Regions from separate parts of the Homo sapiens genome. Here region 2 is linked to region 1. A link is a contact called in ENCODE Hi-C data. All regions are on one chromosome and are shown on one strand. The core of a region is the stretch at or near the end of the contact, and the rest is flanking DNA. Distances in the headings are between cores, read along the strand shown.

Region 1 (3,821 bases), core at 1,090-3,589:
TCCACTGATATTAATCCTTCCAGGTCAGTTTAGCCTAGCCTTCTCTGACAGAAAAAGTGAAATGACTGCCTAGAACAAACAAGACCATGACTCAATAAATATAGTAATTTCTACTCCAAGGTTGTTCTAAAAAAAAAAAAAACAAAACAAAAAGCTAAGAAAAATGTATTACATTTAACCATATTCCCAAGTAGATTAAGCATAAGCCTAAAGGCTCAGATCAGCTACCACTAACATGCTCTGTAACTCTGGGGAACCCATTTCCCAAGAATTTTAAGTTACTCCAAATAAGAGAGAAAATACTGCTTAACAGAGTAACAGAAGTCTTTTATCACACTTTTTCAATCTATTACCAAACATCATAGAAACACTCAACAAAGTCATACTGGAAGACTTACCTAATCAAAACAGGTCTGTCAATGCTGGTTTACTCAACACCAGTGCTTATAATGATGTATCAAACTTCCTGAAAATAAGTGGTAGACATTTAGAAAAACAAAGAAGCTGAACTCACCTTTGACACTTTTTCTATTAACATCTGCCCCCTTTTCAAGTAAATACTGAGCAATCTCTTTATGTCCTTTGTAACATGAAATCATCAAGCACGTATGCCCATGTCGGTTTGACACTTCCAAATCAGCTTTGTGTTCTACAAGGTACTTCACTATTTCCAAATGGCCATCGAAACACGCAGCTCGAAGAGGAGTTGAATTGGTTAAAGTCGTGTTGTTGACAGATGCTCCATGATTTAACAAGGACTGGACCACCTTCAGATGTCCTGCTGCAGAAGCGGCCCATAAAGGGGGAGCCCCCTCAATGGTTTCGCCATCAAAATTGACGGAGCCCCCAACTTCTATGGAGGCACTGCATTGCTCTAGGAGGAATTCCACCATGTCAAGGTGCCCATACCTGGCGGCCATCAAGAGTGGCGTGGCCCCATTTGTTTTTTCAGAGATCAAGGAGGAAACCTCCTCTTTGGATTTGCTTGCCAACAATTTGGTGAGAAGCCGGAGTTTGCCATCCCGAGCTGCGTTAAATACTGCTGTCTTTAGATCCATTTATGTCCAGTTGAGAGGCTGTGCTTTATTTATCTTTCAAAGCAGAGCTCCAGTTTAACTCTATCGACACAGGCAAGAGTCACAGGAACCAAAGTCCAATGTTAATTGCTGCACCCCAGAACGGATACACAACCACGAAGAGTATGTTCCGTCCTACTGCTTTCCAACATCTGACAACCAGGGCACCAAACTAGAGAAAGAAAAAAAAAGTAGCAGCATTTAATTTTCTATAGAAGAAGGCAAAACACTTCTTAATTTCCACTTCTGTGGGAAGAAAGGAATAAAAGCTATACTTCAGGCACTACTCCATCCCACACACCCCCCCCACCCCCAAAGAAAAGGTGGTAAAGAAAAATACAGAAGGATACACAGAGACCCAAATGTTCTGGTCGCAGGCAGTCTCCTCCATGTGCGGAAAATTTAAACACTACAGGCAGCCCGTTTTCTCGCCTCCAGCTCTAACCAGCCAAGCTTTGTTCTAGTTTTGCTTTGCACACGCCCAGGGAGAGTACAACCGAAAGAGGCAGGAGACTCGGGTTCAGAAATGTTTCTCTTTCTTGCAACTGCAGGAGAGCTGGCCAAGGGCGCCAGGCTGGAAGGCCTGAGGCCGGGTTTCGAGAAAGAACAAAAAGGTCGGACACACCAAACCCCGGCTAAGGCCAAAACTGTGCCCCGAAAGATTCTCTTTCCTTTAAAACTACTCACGGCTCTCAGGAAATCCGCCTGCCTTTTAGTCATTAACTTCGCCCGCCCCATTTCGATCACCCCCCACCCCCCGCCAAGGGATGATCCGCAGGTTCCTCAAACCACAGTCGCCCCAACACAACCTTCCCCTCTCCCTGTTCCAGACAACGGCAGCCCCCTCCCAATCTCCTCCATCGACCACAACCCCCTCCCGATGGGCCAAGCTGTGGCCTCCAGCCCGCTGCCCGCCTTCGGCTCCCCCGGCGCCCTCCTTCCCGCCCAGGCCTTCCGCGGGCACCTCAGGCCCCGGCCCGAGCCCTGGCAGGCCGCTGCCGCCGCCACTACCTGCCCGGGGACTAGTCCTCCCCGCCGCCGCTGGTCACTCGGGCTTTGTCCGTCCCCTTCAAAGGGAAACCGTTGTCCCCACCGCCGCCCGGGCCGCCCTGCTCCGCCTGCGGCCGCACAGCTCCTCCATGCTCCGCGCCCCAAAGGAATGAATCCGGCCGCGCTGTTCGCCACGCCCCGCCACCCGAGCTGCCTCCCGCCCTTAGTCGGCTCGGACTGCAGCGGCTGCAGCGACTGCTGCGACGGATGGTGTAATGGGCTGCGAGCCGGGGGCCGGACAAGCCTGAGCGTCACATCACTGACTGTGCCGCCACGCCATTGGGCCGGGGGAGGGCGGCGGCCGCGGCCAGCAACAGCCTAGGCGCGGGGCGGGGCGTCGCGGCCGGGGTGGGGCGACGGGGAGGGGGCGGGGCCTGAACTACTGGGAGGACGTGCCTGCGTGCAACGCGCTGGGGGGCGGGGCGCTGCGAGGGGGCGGATCTGTGCCCATCGAAGCGGCCCGAGGCAGCTCGAGTTCTGAGATCTCGCTGGCTCTTCTCCTCTCGGATTTTCGGGGTGCTCCCTTAGGGAATCTTTCGGTCCCATCTCAGAGACCCCAGAAGGGAAGTGTATTAGTGCGTTTTCACGCTGCTGATAAAGACATACCCGAGATTGGGTAATTTATAAAGATAAAAAGATTTAATGCACTCAGAGTTCCACGTGGCTGGGGAGGCCTCACAATCAAGCCAGAAGGGGAAAGGCACGTCTTACATGGCAGCAGGCAAGAGAGGAAAATCAGAGCCAAGGAAAAAGGGAAACCCCATATAAAACAATCAGCTCTCCTGAGACGTACTCACTACCACCAGAGCAGCATGGGGGAAACAGCCTTCTTGATTCAATTATCTCCCACTAGGTCCCTCCCACAATATGTGGGAATCATGGGAGCTAAAATTCAAATTTGGGTGCGGACCAGTATTACCCTCACACACGTGAAGTCTCTCGGACTAGTCTTCCGTCCTTACTTTGGTGGGCCCTGGAAATTACCAAGCTCGTAATTACACCTCAGAACACACACGGAGGAAACTGAAATTTCAGAAAATGTGATTAGTTTTGGAGGCTGTCAAACTGACTCTCTTTCTAAAGTAGCCTCTAAAAAGCATAAAGGCTACGAGGAATGGTAAACCCTAAGAGCAATGTAAAGTCAATGAGGTCAGGTTCTTGAGCTCTGAGTAATAAATCGGGAACTAAAGCTTAAAAGGTTATATATATGAATGAAAAGAATTACTTCTTCATATAGTAGTTGATAAACCTCTGGAATTTGATGCTAAAACCTACGTTGCATTAAACTAGGATGAAAAAGTTTAAATGTGTTTGGGAAATAACGCCCATAATGAATCCTGATGAGAAAACAGAATTTTTGAAAATGGACCTTCAATCACTTTGTTTGAGGGAACTTAAGCTCACATAATTCCTTAGTACCACTAGGAGAAATAGAATATTACAGTAGGCAGTCTGACCCTCAGCATATGTAATCCATAACGTTATGTTAGAAGTCATGCAGCACTAAAAACATTTATAAAAAATCACAACTTCATTTTTGTATATTGTAGTGTTGTTCAGAAGTTTATGTAGTTTTGCATAATTGAAATAATTTTCATACAACTATATATTTTGCTTTTCCTTTCTATACTCTAAACGTTTCTTATGTTTTTACAGTCTTAATAATTTTTAAGTATAGCATAGTATTTCCCTTAG
Region 2 (3,934 bases), core at 387-2,886, 6.8 Mb before region 1:
AGATTTTTGCCACATTCATTTACTTCAAGTATATTCTTTCACAACTGCATTTCCTAGCACAATGACTGGCATATGGTAGACAGCTTTTAAGGTTTTGGAATGAATAGGTGAGAACTCAGAGAACAATTGTAGATATGGAAAGATTCTTGCTGATTTTTCTAGATTTGGGTTCCTTAACACAAACACACATGTTGTGTATCAAACAGCTCTATTTCTACCATATCTTTATTGAAAGCTACTTTCTGCAAATATGTAATAACGTATTCACCAACCACATCTTTCTACATTTTGATTCCCTTTGTATAAATGGAGAAATTCTAAGGTTCTTGGGAAAGGTATTCAGTCATGAAGCAGTCTCCAAAGTTGTATTTTGGCCTTACCTAACCAAATTTTCATTCATTTCATTCTTATTGACATTACATATACTATAACATTTGATGTTCACAGAAAATTAACTTCTATTTTAAGAAGTTTACTCACAGAACCACAGTTTGTGCATTTAACAATCACTATGAAATACATATGAAACATTAACCATCATTTTAGAGAACAATTTAAAAACTCCGAAGTAACTACTTTCCTTAACTTTGTCATCCCAACATTCTGGGTATAGGCATTGTTGGAAAAATATAATTAAAAACCAAAATCTCCCAACCCAGAAATCCTCTCCACAAACGTTAGTAGACAAAACACTTTTATTACTGAATAAGCATTAAACGAGACTGTGATACACATCACAGGCAATTTGCTAAGAGATTGCAAAGACAGAAATCTTGCCCTTTTGTATAGCCAAGTATATACGACCCATTACATACACGTTTTCAAGTTGAACAATAACTAGTCCTCAAGTAAGAGGACCTGACATTTGTGACATTAACTTTACTTAATAATTGGGGTGACCATCTGTGTTAGTTAATTGGTTTTATCCAGAGGAAAAACAAACTTCTCCTGTCTTTATGACGGAAGGTAGTTTTGCAACACGGAGCAAGTTGCTCACCGAAGTTACGCTCCTACTCTCTCACAGAAACTGGGAGATAGGGAAGGATGCTACTCCGTTGATATGTGCAGCATTTCAAAAAAAAAAAAAAAAAAAAGGTCCAGAGACATTCCTGACTGAGCATACAGTTGACAAGACCTATCTAGTCCTCAAGTGGATTTATACACATTTCAAAGAGTTGAGAAAGTACTTAACAATTAAGAAAGTACTTAAGTTTTCTAAGACAAATGCTCGGAGAGAAAGGGACGGGAAATCTCATCCTCCATTTTCAATAGGGAGAATTAAGCCTCTTATTTAAAATTTTTATGTTGGTTTTTGTTTATTTAGCTTTAAAACAGTAGACTTAAAAAAAGTCCAACTTAAGATTTATGTTTTTTTATGTGTAGGGCTGTTCTCTACGGTTAAATAAATAACCCTGCTTAGAGAAAATATTCACCACTCTTCTTTGGCTCCTATGTAACTCAGTTTTTGAGAGGGAGGGGAAATACCGGATTGACGCTATGTGGTTCAACCAATGCAAAAGATAACACCGCCTTAAAAAGTCTACTACAGGAACATGGGAGGGTCACACCCTCGAATAATGACGCATACCTATCCTACTGTTACTGATCACCTAGTAATAATCTTGTAGTTCACATTACTCATTTTTCACCAAATTCTTTTGGTGAAGGACGCTTCAGAAACGGCCATCACTGAAGAGCAGACCCGTTTGGGTTCTCCACGCATTCTAGACTCCCGAAGAGGTAAGAATTTATTATAGGGGGCCACTCCCAGGACCTGCTGTATGCTTTTAAACATCCATTACAATTCCAGCATTGAGTTTCTAACATTTTTAGGCAGGCTCAGGCACTGGGAGTACAGGATTGAAAGACAGTTCCCGTCCTTAAGGGACTCAGAGTAAACTGGAGTTGCTGAAAACCATTCTAAAGCAATCCACGTTAATAACAGATACAAGTAAAACGTGGGAACGTACAGGAAAAAGTGACCAATTCTGAGGCTGAAAAGTGCCTATTTTAGGGGTGGGGGCCTCGCGGCCCTAAAGCAGCTTCCCTTCCCGGAGATTTCAGCTCCAGGGATCGCCCAGCGCCCTCCGGGCACACTTAACATTTTAATCACGCCTCCGCCCCCACTCTCCGAATTCCTTTCCGGCTGCCGACCCGCCGAGTAGTCCCTTCCAGGCGGCCTCAGCTTATCATCGCCGGTCCGGCCACTTCCCGGCCGCGGCCAGGCGAGCCTCCCAAAGTTTCCTGTGAGGCCTTCGTCCGTCTCCGGCCCCATCTCACCACGGCAGCCCAGGACACCCGCTAGGGAGGAGCAGGTTACCGAGGCGGGGAGAGCGGCACAAACGCGCAGACCTCGGGACTCCACCCGGGCTGGTGAGCGAGCCCAGAAAGCGGCGACCGCAGCTCCGCGTCTCCACTCCCAGGGCCCGCAGCTTGGGCTAAGCGTGCGCCCACCCAGCCTAGGGCCCAAGTCCTGCCCCTTCGGGGACCGGGCCAATCGGCCGCTCCCCGCCTCCTGGGAGGTAGTGGAGGAGGGGGCTGAGGGCCGGGCGGCTGCGCCCGCCTTCCGCTCTTGCCCATTGGCTGAGGCCTCGAGGGTGCCCGGAGACCGGAGTGCAGCGGGATTGGTTGCAGAGGTTCGTGACAGTGGCGCCTATTGGCTGTGGCAGCCCCCGTGACGCGGGGTGGTGACTGGCTCCGGAGTCTGAGGGGTTCGGGCTTGTCAGGTTCTAGGTAGGTGCGTTTCGCGCCGCCGGCGGTAGGCGCTGTTGCCCGGGGCAACGCGGGGGGAGGGGGGAAGAGGAGGGAAGGCAAGCCTAGAGCGGGGGCAACAATGCCTGCCCGCAGAGGGGCGCCCGGGATTCGGCCAGGGCGTTGGGGGCTGTGCCGAGGCTCTTCCTCCGCCCTCAGCCAGCGCCCCCCCCAACCCCCGTCCCTGGCTGCAGGGTCATCCGCTCATCCTCCCGCCCGCAGCAGAGCATTCCTGGTTGGGGCTTGGGCCGGGCTACACACCCAGCCCCACGAGGGCCGCCCCTCCCACCATCCCGGGACCCGAAGGCTGAGGGGGCGGGTGCCGGCGCGAAAGGGCTGTGGCGGGCGTAGTGGCTCCGCCCCGTCGCGGGGTCTGGGGGCTGATGGGCGTGAGGCGGGGTGGTGGGGGGACTGTGGGCACCACCCAATCTTGCCTGTACCCTCACCCCTTTTCTCGGCGGCACTCATCTGGGCGCCGCCGTCCCGCTACGGGGGCATTCTCAACCCCTGGTATTCCCCCCATCCCTTCCTGCTTCTGGAGCCCCGCAGTCTCCCTTGACCCGCTCGGTCCTCCCCAGCTCTCCTCCTATCTGTCACCTTCTCCCGCTTTTATCCCCCACCTCATCTTTCTCCTCCGGTCTTGGCCAGAGGTGTCCTCCAAGAGTCTAATCAAGAGATAGATCTTAAGTGTGAAGCTAGTGGTGTCGTCGGTAATTTCTGCTCTGTGGTCTCTTTGCCAGTTAGAATTGGGGAGATGTTTGGAGGCACCTTCAGGGGTCATCCTTCTGCCTTACAGTTACCCCTAGGATCTACTTTCTGAATACGCTCATTGGGTTGTGTTGGTAGGGGCAAGGTACTTCTTAAACAAATTGAGGATTGTACTATGAGGTGGGCACTTTGTACGTTTGCGATTTTGCCATCCACTGTAGTGCAATTCAAAATCTAATAATTTGTTACGGCTGGTAGCCTTACATTTTTTTCCTTCGCCTTATGGTTAAAAAAAGAGCAGCTTTTTAACCTTTTTAATTCAGAAGTTGCGTATATTAATGGTTGTCTCACTATCACTTTGACATAAACTGCTGTAAAGGTGTACTCCATTTTCCTTTTCTCCAGATATGTTAAGATAATAAATTTCTCAGATGAGGTTACCATATATAAAAGTGTAGTGGAACATCAATAAGAG

The links. A loop is a pair of places that touch in the nucleus more often than their neighbours do. Pooled maps may share reads with other maps.
Region 2: a loop to region 1 is called in a pooled map, with 11 times the contacts of the local background. The contact joins the promoter of FER here to the promoter of FEM1C in region 1. A Hi-C loop is called at or near these places in 7 of 50 pooled maps.

Annotation. Positions count from the first base shown.
Region 1 is chr5:115,542,436-115,546,256 of GRCh38, forward strand. It overlaps FEM1C (fem-1 homolog C), which reads right to left and starts at 2,340. Exons shown (of 3, transcript NM_020177.3): 1 at 2,088-2,340; 2 at 515-1,248. The coding sequence starts at 1,058. RefSeq lists enhancers at 1,889-2,655, 2,197-2,491 and silencers at 1,921-2,090, 2,141-2,190, 2,291-2,630.
Region 2 is chr5:108,746,261-108,750,194 of GRCh38, forward strand. It overlaps FER (FER tyrosine kinase), which reads left to right and starts at 1,637. Exons shown (of 20, transcript NM_005246.4): 1 at 1,637-1,740. RefSeq lists silencers at 2,404-2,503, 2,584-2,643, 2,774-3,183.